Linked DNA regions of Homo sapiens: all the other regions are linked to region 3. A link is an interaction called in ENCODE POLR2A ChIA-PET data of the cell type or tissue named here. Cell type or tissue: MCF 10A. All regions are shown on one strand. Links, peaks and the distances in the headings refer to the core of each region. The heading gives the core; the rest is flanking DNA. Region 1 holds the start of LOC124902513 (a long non-coding RNA gene). Region 2 has its middle 37 kb from the start of INPP5F. Region 3 overlaps INPP5F (inositol polyphosphate-5-phosphatase F).

Evidence for each region. ChIA-PET counts read pairs that join two places held together with the same protein. Peaks named below come from ENCODE experiments on the same cell type or tissue, not always from the same donor. Only the 100,000 strongest peaks of a DNase experiment are listed, where the experiment ranks them.
Region 1: POLR2A ChIA-PET joins it to region 3 with 68 read pairs; 25 of 35 experiments call an interaction of 5 or more read pairs at or near these places.
Region 2: POLR2A ChIA-PET joins it to region 3 with 17 read pairs; 25 of 35 experiments call an interaction of 5 or more read pairs at or near these places.

The regions. Positions count from the first base shown.
Region 1 is chr10:119,677,294-119,683,247 of GRCh38, forward strand. It overlaps BAG3 (BAG cochaperone 3), which reads left to right. Exons shown (of 4, transcript NM_004281.4): 4 at 1-526. LOC124902513 (a long non-coding RNA gene) reads right to left here and starts at 5,378. Exons shown (of 2, transcript XR_007062312.1): 1 at 5,018-5,378; 2 at 3,857-4,445. It also overlaps the pseudogene TXNP1. In MCF 10A, for the core only: no CTCF peak of the experiment used is centred there; DNase peaks (open chromatin) are centred at 1,708, 2,968, 3,598, 4,978 and 1 weaker place.
Region 2 is chr10:119,684,268-119,694,722 of GRCh38, forward strand. No RefSeq gene overlaps it. Among named protein-coding and RNA genes, the nearest start is that of INPP5F, 37 kb to the right of the region's middle. RefSeq lists enhancers at 2,369-3,305, 3,306-4,242, 7,316-7,815. In MCF 10A, for the core only: a CTCF peak has its summit at 2,366 (motif pointing right); DNase peaks (open chromatin) are centred at 2,434 and 2,764.
Region 3 is chr10:119,732,492-119,742,946 of GRCh38, forward strand. All of the region lies in intron 1 of INPP5F (inositol polyphosphate-5-phosphatase F), which reads left to right. Among named protein-coding and RNA genes, the nearest start is that of INPP5F, 12 kb to the left of the region's middle. RefSeq lists enhancers at 741-1,241, 5,638-6,183, 6,184-6,729. In MCF 10A, for the core only: no CTCF peak of the experiment used is centred there; a DNase peak (open chromatin) is centred at 5,530.

The DNA of each region.
Region 1 (5,954 bases), core at 262-5,261, 58 kb before region 3:
TAAAAATCAGACTCGGAACCGATGTGTGCTTTAGGGAATTTTAAGTTGCATGCATTTCAGAGACTTTAAGTCAGTTGGTTTTTATTAGCTGCTTGGTATGCAGTAACTTGGGTGGAGGCAAAACACTAATAAAAGGGCTAAAAAGGAAAATGATGCTTTTCTTCTATATTCTTACTCTGTACAAATAAAGAAGTTGCTTGTTGTTTGAGAAGTTTAACCCCGTTGCTTGTTGTTCTGCAGCCCTGTCTACTTGGGCACCCCCACCACCTGTTAGCTGTGGTTGTGCACTGTCTTTTGTAGCTCTGGACTGGAGGGGTAGATGGGGAGTCAATTACCCATCACATAAATATGAAACATTTATCAGAAATGTTGCCATTTTAATGAGATGATTTTCTTCATCTCATAATTAAAATACCTGACTTTAGAGAGAGTAAAATGTGCCAGGAGCCATAGGAATATCTGTATGTTGGATGACTTTAATGCTACATTTTAAAAAAAGAAAATAAAGTAATAATATAACTCAAAATGGTTTTTGTGGTTTCTAAATCTTTGAAAGCAGTGGCATCATGGAGATTGTCTGTCCCTGGTTTCAGTCAGAATAAATGACAGGTGCATTTAACAAGCCTGCTTTGGGTTTTGTGACGTCTCCAATAGCCCGGCTCAAGAGAGAATTGTCTTGGTCACCTTTCAGTCTCAGATTGCAACAGGAACCTGGGAAGACTCAGGGCTGTGAACTCCGGTAATGGGAACATGCCTGCTGCATCCGTTCGGACCGACCCAGCCAACAGCCAAGGTGCCAGTTAGGTAGCATGTCTGCCCACCTGTCCTCAGGCCTCACCAAGAAGCTGAGATTGTCCAAAAGTGCCCAGAGGGCCTGGCGCAATGGCTCACACCTGTTATCCCAGCACTTTGGGAGGCCAAGGCAGGAGGATCCCTTGAGGCCAGGAGTTTGAGACCAGCCTGGGCAACATAGCAAGACCCTGTCTCTACAAAAAACAAATCAGCCAGGTGGTGGCATGCGTCTTCAGTCCCAAGCTACCAGGGATGCTGAGACGTGAAGATAGTTTAAGTCCAAGAGATGAGGCTGCCGTGAGCTGTGATCCCGCCACTGCACTCCAACCTGGGCAACAGAGTTGAGACCCTGTCTCTAAAAATTAAAAAAGGAAGCGCACAGGGAAGCCAGCTCCCACTATTGCCCAAGGCTGGCCAAAGTGTTCCTTGGAGTCTAGGTCACTGGGGGTTGGAAATGTGCTCTGAGAATCTTGGGGTCATCTTTATTAACACCTTGTGAGTCACCAAACCAAACTGAGACCAGATTTATCTTCCTGGATTGGGTTCCTAGAAGCCTCTGGAGTTAGGGACGAGATACACTCAGGCCTGGGTAGAAGGAGATTCTTCTTGCTGTGCCAGTGGCTTTTTTTTTTTTTTTTTAACCTTGGGAGGGACCACAGCCCCACAGCATGGAGATGTGCTGGATTTGTTTATTTTTTATTTTTATTTTATTTATTTATTTAACTACTTGCCAAATAAAGTGAAAAGAGAAAGGCCTGAGACCTTGGAACTCTCAGTGAAGTGCTGACTTAAGAGCCCCCGAGCTGAATTTCTCATGACTGTATTGAGTTTAATACTGGTGCCTGACGATGCTGCACAAAAATACACCCTGGTGTGCTTGCCACTGTTAGCCTGCTGAGGAAGGCTGAAGTCATTCCCATGGGAATCTGCCAACATCATTCCTGGGTGAACTCATTTGGGGAGTACAAGCCGACATGCCACTGATTCTAGAAACTCGAACATGTAAATAGGAAAAAAAAAAAAAAATACTAGACTATTTTAAAAATGAACCAGGCTGGGTGCAGTGGCTCATTCCCGTAATCCCAGCACTTTGGGAGGCCGAGGCGGGTGGATTACTTGAGGTCAAGAGTTCGAGACCAGCCTGGCAAACATGGTGAAACCCCACCTCTACTAAAAATACAAAAATTAGCCGGGCGTGGTGGCATGCACCTATACTCCCAGCTACTTGGGAGGCTGAGGCACGAGAATTGTTTGTACCTGGGAGGCAGATGTTGCAATGAGCCGAGATCACGCCACTATACTGCAGCCTGAGCAACAGAGTGAGACTCGATCTCAAAAAAAAAAAAAAAAAGAACCAAAGATGATGTGACCACTTCTCTTTGGGACTCAATGGACCTCATACGACGTTAAGCCTCCTTGAGTGGTTACTGGATTAGGTTGATAGTATTTTTATCACTAAACATCATCAAATAAGTAGCTGTTTAATGTGGTTGGAATATTTTCAATCATCCAAATGAGACATGCTGTGGGCATCAGGACGGGAGTTATCTGGCCTGTGTTGGTGGCCCCTGGGCCTTGTGTGGGGAGCAGGGCATAGAGCTAGCTGTACGCTCTTGGTGACACAACTGTCTTGGCCCCTGTAGGCATTGGGGGGCTACAGCCACTGAGCATCTACCGAGTGTCAGGGCTATTTCCTGCGATGCCTGCTCAGGCCCTCTCTATCTGCTTTTCCAAATCTTCCGACTCCATTTTTTTTTTTTTTTTTTTTTTGAGATGGAGTCTTACTCTGTCGCCCAGGCTGGAGTGCAGTGATGCAATCTCAGCTCACTGAAACCTCTGCCTCCCGGGTTCAAGCGATTGTCCTGTCTCAGCCTCCCGAGCAGCCGGGATTATAGGTGTGCGTCACCCCGGCTAATTTTTGTATTTTTTAGTAGAGATGGTTTTTTGCCATGTTGGCCAGGCTAGGCTAGTCTTGAACTCCTGACCTCAAGTGATCTGCCCACCTCGGCCTCCCAAGTGCTGGGATTACAGCTGTGAGCCACCATGCCCAGCCTCCAGATCTTCCCACTCTGAGGCCCACCTTGGGTTGAAACTTTCCCCACCTGGACCACGCATTCCTTCTCAGACTCTCCCTTCCCAAAGCTCCTAGCACCCTTCTGTGCATTTGCCAAAACCCAGTTGTTTTCTCAACATCCTGAGTCATTTCCTCAGCAAGACAGAATCCCCGGAGGGGTGGCAGGTTCATTCCGACACTTCCTTCTTCCCACATTGTTGTCCAGACCTGGGCACAGAAGCACCCTGGATGGTCAGGGAGTGCTTAAAAGTCCCTTCCACTTAAGATGTTAGGATTCTAAGGCTAAATTGATGTTCCTGCACAAATAAATACCTCTTTAGGAGCTGTGAGTTGAGGGCCAACTCTTTCACCAACTTTCATAATTCCCAGATATGTAATTTATTTAAGTTAATTTATGTAAGTAATTTCCTCTCTCTGTGCCCTTTGCTCTCATCTGTGAAAGGAGGGCCTTGCCCAAGGGCCCTCTTGGTGATCTGGATGTTTCTGGCAGGTCTGCACTTGGCTACTGTTGTGGTCTCTGCCTTGGTATTTCTCCCTTAGCAGCCTAGCCAGGAAGCATAGCGTGGAGCTCCATTATGGGCTGTGCGGTCCTGCAAGCCCCTGTGTGAGTGTGGCTGGCCGGCCTGCCCACTGTCTGTAACATTATACAAATGTAATCGAATGCCAACGGACAGGATCCAGGGTTGCAGTTATTTTGGGATGTGCAGGAGCCTGTGGGAAAACGCTGGAACATGTCTTAGTCACTTGGGCAAATACCTTTCTTTCCCTGTTCCAGCGTGTTTTGAACTTTCAGGCAGCACAAAAAAAGCTCCAGCAGGCACACCCACCCTTGGTGATTCCGGTGCCCTTACACATCCTGTGGCTCTGAAAAGTGTGAGTGCAGAGGGCTGAGAGCGGGGCTGGGGAAGCCCTAGACACCCACCTATGGAAAAAATTGTAGCGCTTCCCTCAATACGTAATTCAAAATAAAAACAACAAAAGAAACGTAAGGAAGATGTGCAATTCCCACTTTATACTTTGTTGCTTCCTAAAAATTGTAAAATTTCCTCCACTCATGCGTATGTGCGCTTGGCCAGGTCCCTGCCTTCCTGGTACTCTGTTGTCCAGCACTACCCAGTAAGAACCACTGGAGACCAGGAAGAGCTCCATCAGTCCCCGCGGAGCATCTGAGCAGGTGAGGAGGTACAGGACCACAACAGAGGGCAGCAGAAGCCAGCAATGGTGCCATCCTGCGCTTGGTGGAAGGGATGAGGAGGCAGCCACAGGTCCTCTCGATGGACAGTGTTGCCCCCGCACCTCACACGTGGGCCCAGAGTTCCTGGTGCAACTAGAAGCCAGCCTGAAGGTGTGAAGGGAGTTGGAAAAAGCATTCCAGATGGAAAGGGTCTTTTTCTAAAACATTTTCTTGCCTGTCCTTGCCTTCTCTAGCCAGAGCTTTGCCCTAGGATCTGGCCGGCTGCATGGAGGCTGAGGAAGTTCTCCTCTAGTTTGAAGAGGGGAAATCCTTCTGCCAGCCCCTCACTCACTGTCTTCCACTTCATCTCTTTCTCTCTCCAATGGCTCTTTTCTTGTCCTTAGCCTACAGAAAACACAAACCAAAAAGAAATGCTTCCTCCTCACTTTACCCCCTGCCCCCACTTTTCTTTTTCTTTTTCTTTTTGAGACAGAGTATTGCTCTGTTGCCCAGGCTGGAGTGAAGTAGTGCAATTTTGGCTCACTGCAACCTCTGCTTCCGAAGTTCAAGCAGTTCTCCCACCTCAGCCTCCCGAGTAGCTGGAATTACAGACATGTGCCACACACCCAGCTAAATTAAAAAAAAAAAATCTATTTTTAGTAGAGAAGGGGTTTCACCATGTTGGCCAGGCTGGTCTTGAACTCCTGACCTCAAGTGATCCACCTGCTTTGGCTTCCCAAAGTGCTGGGATTACAGTCATGAGCCATCGTGCCCGGGTCACCACCCCCAGCTCACCACCCCCACTTTCTGATCACATGTCGTGGAAGAGCCAGCTAAGTCCCCTCACCTCCCACGTCCTGATCCACCTACAGCCATCCATTCCTGCACCCACCCCTACCGAAACCACTTCTGTGGGCACACTGTCACTGGTGTTATGCAATGTCTCCAGCTCTCCTCCCCAGCAGGCTCTGACTCACCCTCTTCCCTTGCCCTCTCTTCAACATCAAGGTCTCCAGGGTTCCTTCTTCAACCACCGCTCTTCCCACCATGTGAGGGTGTTTCAGGCGGCACCTTGGCTGGACCATAGCACCCAGCTATTTAACTCCAGCACTAGATGCTGCTGAGTAGATATTCTACAGACTTGGTTAACATCTACCATCGGTTGATTTCTCCCGGAGGAGAAGAAATTCTGCCTCAAGACTACAGCATCTGCCCTGGCTGAGTTTCTAGCCTGCTGCCCTGCCCTGACTTGCCCTGCCCTACAGCTTTCCAACTTGTCTGTCCCCACAATCATGTGAGCCAAATCCTTAAAAAAAAAAAAAATACACACATGGCTGGGTGCGGTGGCTCATGCCTGTAATCCCAGCACTTTGGGAGACTGGGGAGGGTGGATTGCTTGAGCCCAGGAGTTCAAGACAAGCTTGGGAAACATGGCAAAACCCCATCTCTATTTATAATAAAAATTAAACCCACACACACATACACATCCCCACCACACAAGCGCTGTATATGTGTATTTTGTTTCTCTGGCGAACCCTGACTGATGCATACTGTTCACACTCACCGGTTCTCCAGCTTCCTCCTCCCAGACCCCAGTCATCTCTGGGTCTGTTTCTGATACCCTCTTTTTTTCTTTCTTCTTTTTTTTTTTTTTAAAAAAGAGTAGAATTCATATTTTGTTGTCATCCAGATGGCAGTTGGGTTTATAGTCTCCATACTTTATACTTTATGTAAATAAAAATAATTACAAGTTTTAAATAGCCAATGGCTGGTTATGTTTTCAGAAACCATGATTAGACTAATTCATTAATGGTGGCTTCAAGCTTTTCCTTATTAGCTCCAGAAAATTCACCCACTTTTGTCCCTTCTTAAAGAACTGGAAAGGGCCAGGCACGGTGGCTCACACCTGTAATC
Region 2 (10,455 bases), core at 201-5,200, 51 kb before region 3:
GGAGTGCAGTGGCGCAATCTCTGCTCACAGCAACCTCCACCTCCCTGGTTCAAGTGATTCTCCCATCTTAACCTCCCAAGTAGCTGGGATTACAGGCACCCGACACCATGCCCGGCTAATGTTTGTAATTTTAGTAGAGACCAGGTTTCACCACGTTGCCCAGGCTGGTGTCGAACTCCTGACCTCAGATGATCTGCCTGCCTTGGCCTCCCAATGTGCCGGGATTGCAGGTGTGAGCCCCAGCCTGACAATGAAATTTTCCCATCAAGAGGTATTAAGGGAGGGACAGGCTTCATGAACCCTTTAAAAAAATGTTTATGTCACTTTTCACTCAGGGCAATGAGTGCTTACTTGCCCTACATTTTCATAACCAAAAGAGTACACACAAGACTCTTGTCTAAATGTGACTGTTCTCAGCCAACTCTGTCCACCCTCTGACACTGAAGTAGCTGACATAATTTAAAAATGTCTCCCAAAAGGTGCCCAGTTTCATTAACATTTTTTGGAGATAATTTTGACTAATTATTGGGTCACAAATTTCCTTCAGACAAAAAAAGACAAAAAGGCCCATTATCCCAAATATATACCTTTCAAACCCTTAGGATTTAAAAATACTAAAAACATGGTAACTTCTCCATGTTTGTTTTTTGTTCCTTATATTTCACTCTAACGATCAAGATACAAGAAAATACATAGAGGCGATCGATAGCTACCCTGATTTGATCCTATGCATTTATACATGTATCAAAATATCTTCAGGATAAGAACAACTATAATATATCAATAGAAATTTAAAAATTAAAGAAATTAACAAAAGAGTCTGTGCATGGTGGCTCACGCCGGTAATCTCAGCACTTTGGGAGGCCAAGGCAGGTGGATCACTTGAGGCCAGGAGTTTGAGACCAACCTGGACAACATGGCGAAACCCCGTCTCTACCAAAAATACAAAAAAAATTAGCCGGGCGTCATGGCGCATGCCTGTAATCCCGGCTACTTGGGGGGCTGAGGCTGGAGAATAGCTTGAACCCAGGAAGCAGAGGTTGCAGTGAGCCGAGATCACGCCACTGCACTGCAGCCTGGGCAACATAGACTCTGTCTAAAAAAAAAAAAAAGTAAGAAATTAACAAACAAAAGAAAATATATTGTTTAAAAATAAAATTACATTTCATAATTATTGCACGAACAGATTTAAGGATAAAGTTTCCAGTTAGAATGAAAGAGAGAAGGCATGTGTTTACAAACAAGCACGAGGCCCAAGAATAACTTACTGATTAGTATAAAATGTAAATGGTTGATTTTGCACAAATGCGATTTTTCTTTCTTTCTTTTTTATTTTTTTGTGGTCCACTGGAATGAGAAACTCAAAATCTTTCTTTAGAGCTAAGGCTTTTTTCTTCAATCGACTTCCTCAGGTTGAAAGGAGTTAAGGCTTTACCAAAGCAATTTGAAGGTTTGAAATCTCCAGGGAGATTGATTTATGAGTACAGTACACGTTAAGGCTACCTCTGACCTTGGCAGATTGTGGCTGTTAAATTAGGCCCTGGAGTCCTGAGACAGGGGCTCTTCATCTTAGCCTCCTAGCCTCCTTAGTATCTCACTGTGTGTCAGCAATTCCATGAATCCCATTGGATTCATGAAATTTCATTCATGGAATTGGATTCCTACTCATGGAATTTAATGTAATTCCATTGGATTCATGGAATTCCACTTCAGTTCTGTGATTCTCAGTAATATTTCTTTCTTTTTTTTTTTTTTTTTTTTTTTTGAGACAAGGTTCCTCTCTGTCACCCAGTCTGGAGTGCAGTGGCACGACTTAAGCTCACTGCAACCTCCGTTGGCCTCCCTGGCTCAAGCAATTCTCTTGCCTCAGCTTCCCCAGTAGTTGGGCACCACCATGCCCGGCTACTTTTCGCATTTTTCGGTAGAGAGGGGGGTTTCGCCATTTTGGCCAGGCCGGCCTCGAACTCCTGACCTCAGGTGATCCTCCCACCTCGGCCTCCCAAAGTGCTGGGATTACAGGCGTGAGCCACCGTGCCTGGCCAGTTCTGTGATTCTTTGGAGTGCCATGGCGCCATCTCGGCTCACTGCACCTCCGCCTCCCGGGTTCAAGCGATTCTCCTGCCTCAGCCTCCTGAGTAGCTGGTATACAGGTGTGTGCCACGACGTCAAGCTGATTTTTGTTATTTTACCTGAGACGGGGTTTCACCATATTGGCCAGGCTGGTCTCAAACTCCTGGCCTCAAGTGATCCACCTGCCTCGGCCTCCCAAAGTGCTGGGGCTACAGGTGTGAGCCACCACACCAGGCCTCAGGTCTGAGGTTCCTAATTCAGGACTCACCCGCACTAATTGAAACCTGAGGTGAGGGATTTCTCCTCGCTGACCAGTAGGGGGCGCGTCGTGACTGCGCCTTCTGCTTTCACTCCCCGCGCAGGGAAATCCTGTCCTGCTCTCTCAGGGAGCAGTTCCTGACGGTGGGCTCCATTTTATAATAGAATGACTCACCTGAAGAATCACTTCTTTCATTATTTCGTATTCCTCACAATACCAGTGACACACAAAGGCTTTATTTGAAAAACCAAGTAAAGGAAACGAGCACAGGATGTCTGTGCTGGTCTGGTCGGCGTTTATCTCAGCTGGTGAGAACGCAGCCACGCCTCTGTTCACACTGTCATTCCTCCAATAAATAAGATATCCCTGTTTTCTAAAGTCAGGGAGATTTATGAGTCAGAAGTAATCGGATCCACAATCTGATTAGAATTCTATCCTCATAACGGGAGCTGACCGCATCCGCATCCATTTGTGGTCCGGCCCAGTCACCACTTGGTTGGTGTTCTAGCACTATAAGCCAGACTGTGGGGTGGGGGAAGGTGAGTGCTCCCCGCACTTTAATGCCGGGCTTATTTTTCCCTAAGGACCAGGATCGAAATAATGTTAACAGGAAAAACATGCTTCCTCGTATGAGACTGCAGTATTTCACCTTGTATGAGAAAGGAAAAATGAAGGGTGAGACCTGCTTGTTTCTTACATAACTAGGGAGAAATCCATCCCCCCTCTCACCCCGTAGCTCTTCCTGGTGGCAGTAATGATCAGAACCGGGAGTACCCAACTTCTTTCATGCTTGGGGGACTAGAGCTGCCCCCTCCATGCAGAATGGGCAAAGTAAGGGCAGAGGAGATCCATTAGCATCACAATAGGCCTAAAGCCTGCATTTGAAAGCTTCAAGAAAAGACTGAGAGGCAATCTCTTGCTGTTTCCCCTAAAGGCAGATTGGCAGATCAGTCCTCCTATCCGGAGCAGCTAGAAAAGCTGGCAAAACAAACAAGACCTATCTGAAGGTGAGCCGCCAAGGGGGTGAGGATTTGAGGGTCAAGGTCCTGGAGAGAAGGGTTAGCAGAGCTTTGAATTTTGAGGCATTTGCCTATTTCATGAGGCAGAGAAGCTCCCAGCAGTCTCATGCTAAGGAAGGAAGAGCTCAAGTAGTCGCCGCCAGCTTTCAACTTCCAAAGGGCCTCACCCTTTGGAAGGAACAGGAATGAAAATAGAGAAACTCTCACAAAGACTGAAACCCAGCTTCCCATTGGCTTACCGTTTGACTGTGTTACAGGAAAGGGGTCTTGATCCAGACCACAAGAGAAGGTTCTTGGATCTGGAGCAAGAAGGAATTCAGGGTGAGTCCATAGAGTAAAGTGAAAGCAAGTTTATCAGGAAAGTAAAGGAATAAAAGAATGGCTACCCCATAGGCACAGCAGCCCCGAGGGCTGCCGGTTGCCCATTTTTATGGTTATCTCTTGATGATATGCTAAACAAAGGGTGGATTATTCATGCCTCCCCTTTTGAGACCATATAGGGTAACTTCCTGATGTTGTTATGGCATTTGTAAACTGTCATGGTGCAAGTGGAGTGTGGCAGTGATGACAACCAGAGGTCACTGTTGTCACTATCTTGGCTTTGGTGGGTTTTAGCCGGCTTCTTTACTGCAACCTGGTTTATTAGCAAGGTCTTTATGACCTGTATCTTCTGCTGACCTCCTATCTCATCCCATGACTTAGATTGCCTAACCTTCTAGGAATGCAGCCCAGCAGGTCTCAGCCTTATTTTACGCAGCCCCTACTCAAGATGGAGTTACTTTGGTTCAAACGCCTCTGATAATTGGATTAGGGCAAGCTTTCGCAACCTCAGTGCTATTGACACTGATAAATTGACATTATCAGTGGACCATCCTATGCAATGTTTAGTATTCCTGGCTTTTAACCACTGGATGCCAGTAGCACCTCTCCTTCCCCAAATTCTGACAACCAAACTTTCTCCAGACATTGCCAAATGTCCCCTGGTGGGGAAAATCACCTGTGGTTGAAAACCACTGGATTAAGGGTGCCTGCCCAGACCCCAACTGCCTTCCAGAAGCAAAAATAAATCTTACTATCATCTAGGGCCTCAAATTATATCTGTAATTTTTCATACATGATATGCAGCACTTAATAAAGAACAAAGCTTTAAAATACATAACAAAGTTGACAGAACTAAAAAGAGAAATAGACAAATCCACAATCATAGTGGGAGATGTTAAGACACATTTCTGAGAAAATGATGGACTAAGCAGAAAAAAAAAATCAACAAGGTTAGGGTAACAGGGTAAACTACGGAGAGAAGTATCTGGAGGAAAAGAGAAAGGTATCAGGTCTGGGTGCGTGAAAGAGGGGTTGGCAGGAAGGGGGGTATTGAGCGCAGATGGAGAAATGGAGAGAAAAGGAGGGTCTTTGTGGGCCCCCTCTTTCTGGAGGCTTAATTCTATAAGACCTTTTCCGCATGAACGGTACAAGGGAACTGTGTCGTTTCCTTTGTTCCTTCATCCAGACTATACTGGCTGCTCTGTGAAATCTATCTGTACCTCCAGTCTGCCGGAGGCATGTGAACCAGAGCAACTTCACCTTGAATAGGAGCTGGGTAAAATGAGACTGAAACCTACTGCACTGCATTCCCAGAAGGTTAGGCATTCTAAGTCACACGATGAGATAGGAGGTCAGCACAAGATACAGGTCACAAAGACCTTGCTAATAAAACAGCCTGCAGTAAAGAAGCTGGCCAAAACCCACCAAAACCAAGATGGCAATGAGAGTGACCTCACTGCTACACTCCCGCCAGCACCATGACAGTTTACCAATGCCATGGCAACATCAGAAAGTTACCCTATTTGGTCTCAAAAGGGGAGGCATGAAGAATCCACCCCTTGTTTAGCATATAATCAAGAAATAACCATAAAAATGAGCAACCAGCAGCCCTTGGGGCTGCTCTGTCTTTGCAGTAGCTATTTTTTTTTTTTTTTTTTTTGAGATGGAGTCTTGCTCTGTCACCCAGGCTATAGTGTAGTGGCATGATCTTGGCTCACTGCAACCTCCGCCCCCCTGGGGTTCAGGCAATTCTCCTGTTTCAGCCTTCTGAGTAGCTGGGTCTACAGGCGCGCGCCACCACGCCCTGCTAATTTTTGTACTTTTAGTAGAGACAGGGTTTCACCATACTGGTCAGGCTGGTCTCGAACTCCTGATCTCAGGTGATCTGCCCATCTCAGCTTCCCAGAGTGCTGGGATTACAGACGTGAGCCACCATGCCCGGCCTTTGTTTTCTTTTCTTTTCTTTCTTTTTTTTTTTTTTTTTGAGACAGAGTCTCACTCTGTCACACAGGCTGGAGTGCAGTAGCGCGATCTCAGTTCACTGCAACCTCTGCCTCCTGGGTTCAAGCGATTCTCCTGCCTCAGCCTCCTGAGTAGCTGGGATTACAGGCGTGCGCCACCACACATGGTTAATTTTTGTATTTTTAGTAGAGATGGGGTTTCACCATGTTGGTCAGGCTGGTCTCGAACTCCTGACCTCATGATTCTCCCGCCTTGGCCTCCCAAAGTGCTGGGATTACAGGCGCCTGGCCACAGTAGCCATTCTTATATTCTTTACTGTCTTAATATACTTGCTTTCACTTTACTCTGCAGACTCACCCTGAATTATTTCTTGCGTGAGATCCAAGAATACTCTCTTGGGGACCCCTTTCATTGTGGACTCCGTAGCAGCCAGTGGGGTTTGGGTTGGCAAAGACTAGTGAGGCGGCCAAAAGGGTGGTAAGCACATTCTGATCAACTGGGAGAGTGTCTCCAGCAGAGCTGCAGCCCTCCACCCCTGCCATGGAGGTGCTACCAGGTGTCACTAAACTTAGAGAGTCCTATGGTCTGAGGCAGTTTCAAAATTGAGAGACAGTAAGACTGAATATTTAATTCCTGTCTCATCTCTCCTCACTGTATTTTAGCAAGAAGTACTCCAGGATACAGAAGAGGAGCCTGTCCTACCTGGATTACACAGGTATATTGATACCTACTATACGGCAGACATTATTCTAATTGTTGCTAAGAACAGAGAGTAGGCCAGGCACGGTGGCTCTTGCCTGTAATCCCGGCACTTTGGGAGGGCAAGTCGGGAGGGTTGCTTGAGCCTAGGAGACCAACCTGGGAAACGTGGTGCGACCTTGTCAGTGATCCTGAGGTGAGAGGATCACTTGAGCCCAGGAGTTCGAGGCTGCAGCAGTGAGCCATGATTGTGCCACTGCACTCCACAGCCTGGGTCATAGAGTGAGACCCTGACTCAAAAAAAAAAAAAAAGAAAAGAAAAAGAAACACAGTGAGTTTAAGACTGGAATATAAAGATGGGTAAAGCCTATCCATTGTCTTCAGGCCTAATAGGGGTAAGGGGGTTAGGGCAGTGAATCGAGTAAACCAGCAGTTTGAATACGGTATGCTGGGGCAACTCAGGACAGAGCACAACAGGCTAAGAAGATGAAGAGTAATCGGGTGCTGGAGGGGAGAGAGAGAGAGAGACAGCAGATAAGGGGAATCTAGTTAAGAGTCTGAAACGGGAAGAGGATCTTCTGGGGAGCAGGAGTATTGTGAACAAAAGCCTGCAAGTGTGAAAGCATGAAGTGCATTCAGGGAAAATTGTATCCCACAGGTATTACTGAATGCCTACTCTATACCTGGCACTGTGCTAGGAGTTCAATGTACCTCGACGAACAAGACTCAGTCCTTCTCCGCAAATTGGTCAGGGATCTTTAGTAGGGCAGATTGAAAAGGAATGGGGAGCCGTTCTACAGTGAGCTGTCTGGAGGAGCTGGGGCATAGAGTGTTTGCAAACAAGTAATGAGTAACGGCCAGGCGCGGTGGCTTTGGCTGGGTGCGGTGGCTCACGCCTGTAATCCCAGCACCTTGGGAGGCCGAGGCAGGCGGATCACGAGGTCAGGAGATTGAGACCATCCTGGCTAATGTGGTGAAACCCCGTCTCTACTAAAAATACAAAAAATTAGCCGGGCGTGGTGGTTGGCTCCTGTAGTCCCAGCTACTTGGGAGGCTAAGGCAGGAGAATGGCCTGAACCCGGGAGGCAGAGCTTGCAGTGAGCCGAGATCGTGCCACTGCACTCCAACCTGGGCAACAGAGTGAGACTCCATCTCAAAAAAATAAAAAATAAAAAAGAAGTAATGAGAAACATGCCTGTTAGGTTACGAGGGGCTGTTGTATGCCTTGACACTGAAGGTGAAGACAGCCAGAATATAACCAGCTCCACCTTTGAAGCTCTGTATTAGAGCTGGCTGCTGCTCAAGAGTCCCACCACAAGTGATCACACACAGCTGTCAATGCCTCCTGGAAGTGACTTAGCAAGTCTGGGAGGCATTTGAAGTGAAATATCAGGCATCCAACCCAAGATGCTAGCAGCCTGATTAGAAAGGCAGGGTTGATGAAGACAGGGCGGGAGTCGCTGTGGCTCCCCTCTTTCCAGGGAGGTAAGAAAGAGGCCTCTGAGAGGAGACCCACCCTGTCCTGGGGAGGCCGAGGGCCCAATGCATTGGTGCCAATGACATGGGGCTCACAGTCTCTGTTCAAAGATGATCCCACCATCCACCTCTTCTGAGACCTTGATTTTTCAGTTGTCCCAGCTCTCTTGTGTGTCCAACTTCTCCTCTTGATTTATCCCCAGCAACATTAATATATCTTTAAGTTAATAGGCTAGGCATGGTGGCTCACGCCTGGAATCCCAGCACTTTGGGAGGCTGAGGCAGGCGGATCACGAGGTCAGGAGTTCAAGACCAGCCTGACCAATGTGGTAAAATCCCATCTCTACTAAAAATACAAAAATTAGCTGGGCACGGTGGTGGGCATCCGTAGTCCCAGCTACTCAGGAGGCTGAGGCAGGAGAATCACTTGAACCCGGGAGGCGGAGGTTGCAGTGAGCCGAGATCGCGCCATTGCACCCCAGCCTGGATAACAGAGTGAGACTCCATCTCAAAAAAAAAAAAAAAAAAAAAAAAGAGAGAGAGATATATATAAAATCTTTAAGTTGCTCTCACCACTCTATCCTGTTGTTGCCCCATTTCTCTCCTCCCTGCAAAATTAAACTCTTAAAGGAGTTATGCACACTCAGTGCCTCTACCTCCTCATTTCCTGTTCTGTTCAAGTTCCTTTGGAATACAGACCCATCTGGCTGGCTCTAGGGAGCTGCTTCTTATAGGGACACACTGGCAACCATGTGCAAATCTAGCAATAGATCCTCTGGGTCTGGATTTCCCATTCTTTTCCAGAGTCCTTTCTAGTCCCTCTCCAGGCTGTCTCCCTCTCCCACATGGCCTCGTTCACCTGCTCTACACGAATCCGTTCCGACTTTCTGTATCTGCTCAACCTCACCCCAGACCTCTTACCCAAGATGCTGAAGGATAATTGGCCTCATGGAAACCTGGAATAGGGGCTGCAAACTCATCAGGATGGGCTCCTCCTCCTTTCTACCCTGCCCTCTCCTCCCTCATCTGTGTGTGTGTGTGTGTGTGTGTGTGTGTGTGTGTGTGTGTGTGTGTGTGTCTGCTTCTCTCTGACCATCTCTGCCATTTCCACCACTCTCTACTTACCCATCCTACACCATCCCATAATGAACACTCCAGCTTCAGTCAACTTCAGGATCTTTAGCCCAGCTCCCACCATCAACAGACAGATGCTCAAGAGATGGAACCCAACTAGCCTGGTAATTTCTTCAAGTGAGGAGACAAGTCATAGGTCACTGGCCTCAGATTACAGGATGTGGCTGTTTAGGACCACAGGATGGTGGACAGGACGGCCTCCCTGAGAGGCGGTGGGGAGAGCAGACCACAAGAAGCAGCTTTGTATGCCTCCCATTCACGCCTCCACCCAAGGCATGGCCTGTGTGCTCAGCAGCCCGGAAACTGCTTTCACTGAGGTCATAAACAGTGTCTTTGTTGTTGAATCCAATGGACAGTATTCCTTTCTTTCTGTGAATGAATGTTCAGTGGCTTCTGGAGCTGTTGACCCTTTTCCTGACCCCTTTCCTGTAACTCCCATGAGATTTACCCTCTTTAGTTTTCCTCCTATATTTTGGCTATTTCCTTCCAGCCTATGTTTTGGGCTCCTCTTTCTCTGCCTGTGCTTTCAAAGCTGACCATCCTCTGGGTCTGGATTTTCCTTTCCTTTCCAGAATCCTTTCTAGTCCCTCTCCAGGCCATCTGCCTCTTCCACATGGCCTCAGTCACCTACTCTATACGAATCCATTCTGACTTTCTGTATCTGCACAACCTCATCCCAGACCTCACCCAACTGGACAGCCCCACCTAGACATCCCACAGGTACTTCGAAGTCACTGTATGCACAGTGGCACTCCATCCCCCTTCTACCTTCTTCTCCCTGATGTTTCCTACTTCAGGAGATGGTGCCACCCACTTGCCCAGGCCAGAAACAGCATCATGCTTAATACCTTATTTCCTTCACTCTAAACCCAACCAAACACCAAACATGAAAGAATCAACAGGCCAGGTGCAGTGGCTCACACCTGTAATCCCCGCACTTTAGGAGGCTGAGATGGGCGGATCACCAGAGGTCAGGAGTTCGAGACCAGCCTGGCTAACATGGTGAAACACCATCTCTACAAAAAATATAAAAAATTAGCTGGGCATGGTGGTGTGTGCCTGTAATCCCAGCTACTCGGGAGGCTGAGGCAGGAGAATCGCTTGAACCTGCGAGGCAGAGGTTTCAGTGAGCCGAGATTGTGCCACTGCACTCCAGCCTGGGCAACAAGAGCAAAACTCTGTCTCAAAAAAAAAAAATCGACAATAATCCCTTCATATATCAAATATCCAGTGTTCTACTTTCAGAGCATCCATCTTTTCCTTTTCCCTCCTGCCACCACCATCATTCTTGGAGTCATTCTCCTAAATGGGCTCTTCACTTTCAGTCTTCCAACCACCCAATCTAGTAACCCCCACTGAGTTACTCTCCCCATGGCCAGAAGGCTCCTTTCCTGCCTCCTTCCTCCTTTTTAAAAGAAATGTAGTTTTGTCACAGGATCCTTGGGGTGTCGTTTTTCCAGCTGGAAAACCTCTGTGGCCAGCAGCGCCTTCTGCCTGAATATTGCTTCTGCCCAC
Region 3 (10,455 bases), core at 3,273-8,272:
TCTTTTTTCTTTTTTTTTTTTTTTTTGAGACGGAGTTTTATTCTGTTGCCCAGGCTGGAGTACAATGGCATGATCTCGGCTCATTGCAACCTCTGCCTCCCGGGTTCAAGCAGTTCTCTCTGCCTCAGCCTCCTGAGTAGCTGGGACTACAGGCTACTGCCACCATGCCTGGCTAATTTTTCTATTTTTAGTAGAGACGGGGTTTCGCCGTATTGGCCAGGTTGGTCTTGAACTCCTGACCTCAGATGATCTGCCTGCCTCAGCCTCCCAAAAGTGCTGGCATTACAGGCGTGAGCCACCGCAACTGGCCTGTAATCTCAGCTGCAACTGAGCACTTTTCTGAGCCAGACACTGTTCCATGACCTTTACATGTATTATTTCATTTCATCTCCACAGTAAACCTTGGGAGGATGGTTTCATTATTATCCTCATTTTACAGATGAGGAAACTGAGGCACAGAGAAGTAATTTGCCCAGGTTCACAGAGGGAGAGCCAGGCTCTAACCCAGTGTTTGACTCTAAAACCAGGTTTTCCTCAGTATTGACAAAAATGTTTTGTGAACCTTTCTACCTTCTTGACTACAAAGTGATAGGATTTATATTTTCATGGGTAATAGCTGAAATGTATCTTTAGCTATCCTAATCATTATAGTGTAGCCTATATGGAGAATTAAATAGCCTCTCAAATGTCAAAGCAAGCACATTAAGGAAGGATCTATGTAGAAAGAAAATGCTAATAGTGTGATAACTAGTTTGTTTGTTGATCCTGTGCCTGCATTGACTTTCTTGCAAAATTCATATAGTTACAGGGAATGTTGTTATGTAATGAATTGACTAGTAGTAGTTTTTCCAGCTACGGTCAGTTGATCAGGTTTCTCTTCTTAAGTGTTTGGAAGATCTGCAGTTTGGGAAGGGAATAGATACAGGGGAGATCTTTGAGCAGATGCATTGACATGTGTACTCATTGGGAACTATTTCCTCCAGTGGTGAGCAACCTGAAGCCTTTCTCAGTGTAGCTTTTCAAGAGTCCTAGATCCAATTTCATAGACATCCTTTCAGAGCATGCACAGCAGAGGTGAAATGGAGGAGAAGCGTGTAGGGCAAAACTACCTTCTTCAAAGAAGGGAGAAACTTTGTAGAATCACTGGTTCCTAGACGCTTGTGTTTTGGCCAGGCCCTGGCCAGCAAAGGCTAGCCAAAGGCATGCTTTGGAGGAGAGGTAGTATCAAGTTTTTTTAGAGTAGACCGTGAAGGTGCCAGAAACTAAGGTGCACTGACAGCTTGGTCTATGGGGAACCTGGCTGCATTGGTTCAGGTCCCCACTTGTCCCACTTGCCTGGCCTAAACACACCCCTGGCACGGAGAAAGAGGATGAGACTCACTGCTGGATCCCTAGCACCTGGCCCATAACAGGTTTTTTGTGAAAGTTGTACTGAATGAATTGAAATAATTCTAGTCCCTGGTCTACCTTCTATAGTTTAAGCAGCAAAGGGGTTGTAGGGACGTTTAAAGGGAGAATATAAGAACAAAAGACTAGAACACACTGCCTCTCTTGCCACCTAAAAAAGTCATGCAAATTTCTCACTGTCATTTTATTCAGTGAAGCAGGAATCTCACTCTTAAGCCTGTGGAATTCATTAAATTTGTTTTCTTTCTGAATAAAAATAAATGGGACCCATAGACATCTTTGTTTTTTTCCAAACCGGCCCTTGTGCAGAGAAGGTTGTTGTTGCTAATTTTAGTCCTTGTGATGTATGGTGGAATTTATTCATGTATTTGCAGATAATACTGGACTACTGGAAAATCAAACTAGTTTGATCAAACTAGTTTGGGGTATATCCCAACACATTGCCAACACATGTTTCTTGGGTGATGCATTATGAATGCATTATCCAAGGATTTATCTAATCTTTGTTTGAGGTGGTTGTTACTTTCAGGTTCTTAGGGTAATGAGTTTGGAAAGTTGTAATTTAAGCTGTACTTCCTTTTTCATTCCCAAACCATGACTTTTCTTTTTTTTAAATAATAGAGACAGGGTCTCACTATGTTGGCCAGGTTAATCTTGAACTCCTGGCCTCAAGCAGTCCTCCTGCTCAGCCTCCCAAAGTTCTCAGATTACAGGCATGAGCCACTGCACCTAATAGCAGAATCAATCTGCTATTGATTCAATACATTCTCAGAATCATAGTCCAACCTTGTTTTGGCATGGTTTTATGGGGAATTAAATGCATGAGATCTTTACAAGCTGTGTTACTATGTCTCTGTGTGTCTTTTTGTAAACGGTTCTTTTCCTGTTCAAATATATTTTAAAACATAACCTTTAGAAATCTACATTTGCAAACAGAAGTTTGAGAAGTAGCAGCAATGTCACAGAGCCTTTAGTCAATCTAAGTCCTTAGCTGATGTAAGTCATAATCATTATGTGTCAGCTGCCCATAATTGAGCTGAGGAGAACATTTGAATCAGTATGTTTAACAACATAGGGAACTAATAATTGTTAAAGGTTATCAGTAGCTATTGATAATACATTAAGTGATAATGTATAAATAGTATTTTTAAAGTGAGGATAAACACTGAACATTCAGCATTACAGTACCTTCACAAGACATACTGGTAGTACCTTAATTAAATCACATGTTTTTAGGATGACTCATTTTCTGGTTGTTGGAGACTCTTAAGGGATCTGCTTTCATTCACAAAATAGCATCCACACATTCTTTCTTTGGTAAGTCTGAAATACAGGTTGATTTTAGGTCAGTGTTCCCTGATATTTTTTTCTTTTAAGTTATTTTATTTTAATTTCAGTTTCCTTCAAGTTTACCCTTGCATTTTTTTAACTTGATAGTGGGATACTTTAAAATACTAAGCCAATTTTCTTTATGAATCTCATTCTTTGAAACAGCTTTTCACTTTGAAGTTAACACTGAATTTCAAATTTTACAATTTCTGCAATGTCAATATGTACGATTTGAAGCAGTTATCTAACTGAAATGTTAGGAAATTTAAAACATGCCATCATGCTCTCAATTTTAGTAATTTGCAGGTATAATATTGATGTTTCACAGTATCATTATATATTGTTTTTATGCCAGATATAAACATTCTCTTATTTCCAGCTTAAAGAATGTCCCTTCCCCCAGGGAGCAACTGTGGTGGGTGGACCCGGGAGTTGAGCAGAGTAACAGTCTCTTTTCTAGGCAGGGACTTCCAGAATTCATCTGTGTAGCTGTGTCATTTACTCCCATTTGCACCTTTCAAATACTTTTCTTGAAGAAGCAGCCCTCATCCCCCAACATCTAACTAATTTAGTATTATATTTATTTCTCCTAACAAATTACATCGCCTAAAATTCTGTGGGCCAGGCGCAGTGGCTCATGCCTGTAATCCCAGCCACTTTGGGAGGCTGAAGTGGGCAGATCACCTGAGGTCAGGAGTTTGAGACCTGCCTGGCCAACATGGTGAAACACTGTCTCTACTGAAAATACAAAAATTAGGCGGGTGTGGTGGCGAGCGCCGGTAATCCCAGCTTCTCTGTTAATAACTCTAAAATGAGGAAAGGAAAATACCAATTCTTAGCTCATCTGTGCTTTGATTTAGCTCTCAAAATCTTGTTTTTGAAAGTGATATCAAAAGACAGTTTTGGGGACAGCAAAAGGTGAGGGATATATCCCAACACATTGCCATATTTCTTGGGTGATGCATTATGAATGCATTATGAATGCATCACCCAAGGATTTATCTAATCTTTGTTTGAGGTGGTTGTTACTTTCAGGTTCTTAAGGTAATGAGTTTGGAAAGTTGTAATTTAAGCTGTACTTTTTCATTCCCAAACCATGACTTTTCTATTTTTTAAATAATAGAGATGGGTTCTCACTATGTTGGCCAGGTTAGTCTTGAACTTCTGGCCTCAAGCAGTCCTCCTGCCTCAACCTCCCAAAGTTCTCGGATTACAGGCATGAGCCACTGCACCCAGCCCAAACCATGACTTTTAAATGTGTAGGTTTCCTGTACTGGTATTAAGTGGTATACAGTTAAGTCTATACCTTTCATAGTTGTATTCATTTCCATCAGGTCCTCCTAGGCTGAAATGTCCTAATTACACTGTGGGACCTTTCATGAAAGTCCTTTTGTTTAGTTGTCCTCTGTTCCTTTTTGAGTTGCTTTGGGTCTTTTCTTGAGATGTGACAGTTAGGACTTTATGCTTCATATAGAGAATCAACAATTTTGTGTTTGGATATTGTAGAGTTTAAGAACCAATTTCTAATTTCCTTCATGATGATCAAAACTTTGTGGCCGTCTTGCTGTGCTGGAATTAGATCCCTTTTTAAATAAAAATGTCTAGAAATTTTTAATTTTTTTAGAGACAGGGTCTTGCTCTGCCACCCAGGCTGGAATGTGGGATAGCTCACTGCAGCCTCGAACTCCTGGGCTCGGGTGATCCTCCCGCCTCAGCCTCCTGAGTAGCTAGGATTACATGTGGGCACCACCACACCTGGCTAATTTTTTTACAACATTTTTTATAGAGACAGAGTCTTGCTATGTTGTCCAGGCTGGTCTCAAACCCCTGGGCTCAAGTGATCCTCCTCTCTGGGCCCCCCAAAGTGCTGGGATTACAGACATGAGCCACTGTGCCTGGCCTGGAAATTAAGTTTCTTTTCTAGGTGGTATCTTTAATCTTTTAAATATTCTTGTGGTTACTTTTTGAAGTGTATTTCCTTCTGCTAGTTTAGACCAGCTTTTATGCCGCCTCCCTATATTATGAGATCTTTATGCAGTTTGTATTACTTTATTATGTGAGAGTTTAAAGTTGTATGTGCTACAGGCATCATCTTTCAGTCAGACTAAGACCAAGTTACTAATACAGGTCCTTCCCAGTGACCTATATATAATCATTTAGACCAGTGATTCTCAAGCTGGCTGTACAGTAGAATCACCAGGGGGAGATTTAAAGAATACCTATTCCAGGGCCCCGCCCTAACCAATTGAGACCATCTCTGATGCTCAGGGATTAGTATTATAAAGCTCCTAGATGATGATAATGAGCAGCCAGCACTGATAACCCTGAATTAGATTTAAGACTGGGAAATCACCAGCTGCTAGAACTTCTAAATTGGATTAGCTCTTTAGCTTGTGGAATGCTGGAGAATAATTACCATTAGACAGTTCAAGGAAATGTGTATCAAACTTTGCATTTATAAGATAGCACCTGAATCAAATTATTCCTTACCCAATTCTGAGAATTAAAGCATAAATGAGCTAACAATTGGAACTTTTAGTTTCTCATTCTAAAACCCTTTTCCTTATCTGTTTGATTTTGTGTTGGTGATTGTCTTTTTAGAGCCGTAATATCCTTTGTCTTTAGCAGGAAATGAAATATGGGTCTGATTATTTATGCATACTCTGATACCTTTTTTTTTTCTTTTAAGACACAGTGAAAGTGCCTATAGGCTTCAGCAGCTGTGCTTTAAAACCCAGGCTTGTTCTTGGGCTGAGGGAGTGCCTTCATTCTTCCATCTTGGAATGAGTGACTCATGCTCTGTGCAGGCACACAGTACTTAATCACTTGTTTTCTGTGTACCAGGAAGAGGAGGGCATATGAAAATAGAAGCCATGTACTGCCAAATGGATCTGAAATAAGAGTGAAAATGTTGACCTGATGGGTCAAACAATTGAGCTTATTGCAAATACTTATGACTTAGGGTGTATGTTGCATTATTATTTCACTAAAATTTGGCATTATTTCAAAAAGGCTATACTTTTGTAATTTGTAAGCAACTCTTTTCCTTATAGATAACGTTGATGATCTTAAATTTTACAATTTATTTGTGAATTTTAAATTTTTCTTTTTTTGAATTTGTATGCCACATTAGAGTATACCTTCTGAAGGAAAGATTAGAAAACAATACATTTGTTGGATTAGATCAGTTACATGGTTATTCTTTGCAGAAGGATAGTATGAGCCCGCTGGCCATTTTCTCTGCCATTCCAGTGCCTTCTGCCCCCAGAGTAGCCATTAATATGATCAGTAGGATATCTACTACTAAGGGCATTTGCTGCATATGCCTGGAATAATACTGTCTACACATGTCCTCTGTACAGACAGACTCTTTAATGCCAACTTGTTTTATTTCTTTAGTGAAGAGCCACAGATTTTAAATACACACACACACACACACACACACACACATTTTGAAGTGTCAGCTGTATGCCAGGCGCTATACCAGGCAGCGAAGTCAGAGCAGCTCGACACAACACACACAGTCTCCCTTCTTGTGTCAGTTACAGTACCTGCTTCAGGCCTTCCTCTATTGTTTTGTGTTTCTTATCTCTATATTAGTATGAGAAGTTTTGTGTACCTGCTAGAGTTTTCAAGATAATATAAAAATTTCAGGATAATTTAAATTGCCCAGGCCAGGCATGGTGGCTCATGCCTGTAATCCCAGCATTTTGGGAGGCTGACGTGGGAGGATCACTTGAGTCCAGGAGTTTGAGACCAGGCTGGGCAATATAGATAGACCTTATCTCTACTAAGAAAAAAAAAAAAATGAGGTGGGCATCATGGCGTGTGCCTGTATTCCCAGCTACTTGGGAAGCTGAGGTGAGAGGATTGATTGAGTCCAGTTGGAGGCTGCAGTGAGTTATGATCAAGCTGCTGCACTTCAGTCTGGGTAGCAGAGTGAGACCTTGTCTCAAGGGGAAAAAAAAAATTGCCCAGAAGTTTTAGGTGAGTCTTTCATTTTGAGCAACCATATTCTAATCATGTGTAATATTTATTGAAAGATAAATGCTTTTATTATTAAAAGCACCTGAAATTAAAAATCCAAGCTCATTCCTGGTTTGTATAAAAGAAGAAAATAAATACATAAATAAAAGTGCCTGCATAGCAAAGACTGATATTTTGGGGCTAACTTCAAAAACAATAAAAACTTTAGATGGTATTCTTATTACACGTCAATGAAAACAAGCAATTGGTAGGAAAAACATTTTTATTATTTGATGCTTATTTTTTAAATTTTGTTCAATAACTATTGAATGAGTGCCTGTTATGCTGGACTGCAGGTATGTAGTGGTAAACTGTAAATAGCCATAGAATTAAATAAACTGATGGAGGGATTCAGACTTAATAGTCTGTCTGTATTTATTTCTTTATTTTTTTTGAGATAGGGTCTTCATTTGCCACCCAGGCTGGAGTGCAGTGGCGTGATCATGGGTCACTGCATCCTTGACCTCCTGGGCTCAGGTGATCCTCCCACTTTAGCCTTCTAGGTGGCTGGAACTACAGGTGCCTGGCTAATTTTTTGTATTTTTTTGTAGAGACGGTGTTTTGCCATGTTGCCCAGACTGGTCTTGAACTCCTGGGCTCAAGCAATCTGCCTGTCTCAGCCTCCCAAAGTGTTGGTTTACAGGTGTAAGCTACCACACCCAGTCAGTAGTCTGTCTTTTCATTGGTTAGTTGAAACTGTTTACATTTATTGTAACTACACATGTATTAGAAGTTATTTCTACCTTTTATTTATGTTTTCCATTTATTATGCTTTTCTTAATTTTTTTCCCCCTATTTTCTATTGGATAACTGAAATTTTGTCAGGTATTGTTGCCATTAAAATTTACACTTTCTATTTATATTCTTCTGTAGTTTCCCCAGCCTTAGGACCTTGTACTTACTCACATATGGAACTGGAGTTTACCAGTATCCATGTCTTTCCCAAGCATGTTTTTACCTCCCTTGAGATTCTGCCTTTTCTAGATTCTCCCTCTCTCCTGTGTATGTAGCGGGTGTGGGGGCAGGGCAGGAAGTTGGCAGTCATGCTCGATTTACCATTTGGACCAGAATTTGGTTGTTGGGACTGAATGCTGGATGCCCAGTTTTATGCTGTATCAGAGCTGCAGGTCAATGTTTCCCATTCTGAGAAAATAGAATTCTGGGGCATATCTAGGCATTAAGATATTTGCGTGAAGCATTTATTACTCTGAGAAGGCTTTCAGGAATTATGGTCCTACCATGAGGTTTAATAATTGAAAAATGTATTGAAGTTGGGTTTTTTCTTTCATACTTTTTTCTTTTTTTTTGAGACGGAGTTTCACTCTTTCGCCCAGGCTGGAGTGCAGTGGTGCCATCTTGGCTCACTGCAACCTCCGCCTTCTGGTTTCAAGTGATTCTCCTGCCTCAGCCTTCCGAGTAGCTGGGATTACAGGCACCTGCCACCACACCCAGCTAATTTTTGTGTTTTTAGTAGAGACAGGGTTTCACCATGTTGGCCAGGCTGGTCTCAAACTCCTGACCTCATCATCCTCCTGCCTCGGCCTCCCAAAGTGCTGGGATTACAGGCGCGAGCCACTGTGCCCGGCCCCATACTTTTTTCTTTGAAGCCATATGAAGACCCTTAAATTATGGAGAGGTTACTGAATGGTAGGAGCCTGGAGTTTTAAATACATACACATTTCTCAACTTGATGTGAAAGTTACTAACATTTATTATGTGACGGATGCTGGGCACTTTTCACATAATCCTCATGAAAACCTGGGACTACAGGTGTCCGGCTAAGTTAGATGGAATTCTGTTTACGAAGGAGGAAACTGAAGCTGAGAGGGGTTCAGAGACTGTAGTAGAGCTAGGATTCTTCACCCAGGACACCAAATGCAGACTACATCTATAGCACATCCAAGTAGCTGAATTCTGTCCAGCTTTCCAGTTCTACAGTCAGCCCCAGGTCACCCTTGCACATTCTTTCCTGTCACCTGGCTCTCTGGCTTCAGGCCCCTTCATGTTCATCCTCTACAGATTTGTCCTGTGTTCTATCTCAAATCCAAATCTGCCCTGCTGGAGGAAGCGGCTCCTGAATTTACTACCTGTTGTCCCGCTGAGTGGGTTCCTGTTTAGTTCTTCAGCCTCATTCTTCCTGCTCCCTGTCTTATTCTGCATGGCCAGCAGTACCAAACTATTTGGAGTCTTCTTTGCCTTCAGTGGACATCTGAGTGTCTGCTATGTGTTAAGCAGCCTGCTAGAGGCCAACAACAGCTTTTTATTTTTATTTATTAATTTTAATTTTTATTTTTTCTTGAGGTGGAGTTTTGCTCTTGTCACCCAGGCTGGAGTGCAGTGGCGTGATCTTGGCTCATTGCAACCTACGCCTCCTGGGTTCAAGCCGTTCTCTTGCCTCAGCCTCCCAAGTAGCTGGGATTACAGGTGCTCATCAGCATGCCTGGCTAATTTTTGTATTTTTAGTAGAGACAGGGTTTCACCATGTTGGCCAGGTTGGTCTCAAATTCCTGACCTCAGGTGATGCACCCACCTCAGCCTTCCAAAGTGTTGGGATTACAGGCGTGAGCCACCGTGCCTGGCCATTATTTATTTTTTTTGAGATGGAGTCTCACTCTGTTGCCGATTAGTCAGATCTCAGCTCACTGCAACCTCCGCCTCCCAGGTTCAAGTGATTCTCCCACCTGGTGCTCCCAAGTAGCTGGGATTACAGGTGCTTGCCACCACGCCTGGCTAATTTTTGCATTTTTAGTAGAGATGGGGTTTCCTCATGTTGGCCAGACTGGTCTCGAACTCCTGGCCTCAAGTTCTTCAGCCTCATTCTGGTCTCCCAAAATGCTGGGTTTACAGGCATAGAGCCACTGCGCCCGGCCCGACGACAGCTTTTTATTTGTTATTTTACTTATTTATTTATTTATTTTTTGAGACAGAGTCTCGCTCTGTTGTCCAGGCTGGAGTGCAGTGGCGCGATCTCAGCTCACTGCAACCTCTGCCTCCCGGGTTCAAGCAATTCTCTACTTTAGTTTCCCGAGTAGCTGGGATTACAGGCACTCGCCACCATGCCTGGTTAATTTTTTTTGTATTTTTAGTAGAGACAGGGTTTCACCATCTTGGCCAGGCTGGTCTTGAACTCCTGACCTCGTGATCCACCTGCCTTGGCCTCCCAAAGTGCTGGCATTACAGGCATGAGGCACTGCGCCTGGCCAGACAACAGCTTTTTAAATGATCAAGATGGTGAAGGTCTTGGCCCTGGGCAAGGATAGTAGCAGTAGGGGTCAAGAGAAGTGAAAGATTCATCAGTTATTGAGGAGATACCTCCAATAGGACTTGGCAAGAAAAAAAGGCATTTTGGAGTACCTGGGATGATGGTGGTGAGCTGAAAGCCCCATACAAACATGAGAGAATTGCACCAGAAAGAATCTGGTAGAGAAACTTATGGTGTTAGAAAGAGCCCTGGTCTGGCTTGGTGCGGTAGCTCACGCCTGTAATCCCAGCACTTTGGGAGGCTGAGGTGGGTGGATTACCTGAGGTCGCAAGTTTGAGACCAGTCTGACCAACATGGTGAAACCTCGTCTCTACTAAAAATACAAAATTAGCCCGGCGTGGTGGCACAGGCCTGTTATCCCAGCTACTTGGGAGGCTAAGGCAAGAGAATTGCTTGAACCCGGGAGGTGGAGGTTGCCATGAGCCGAGATC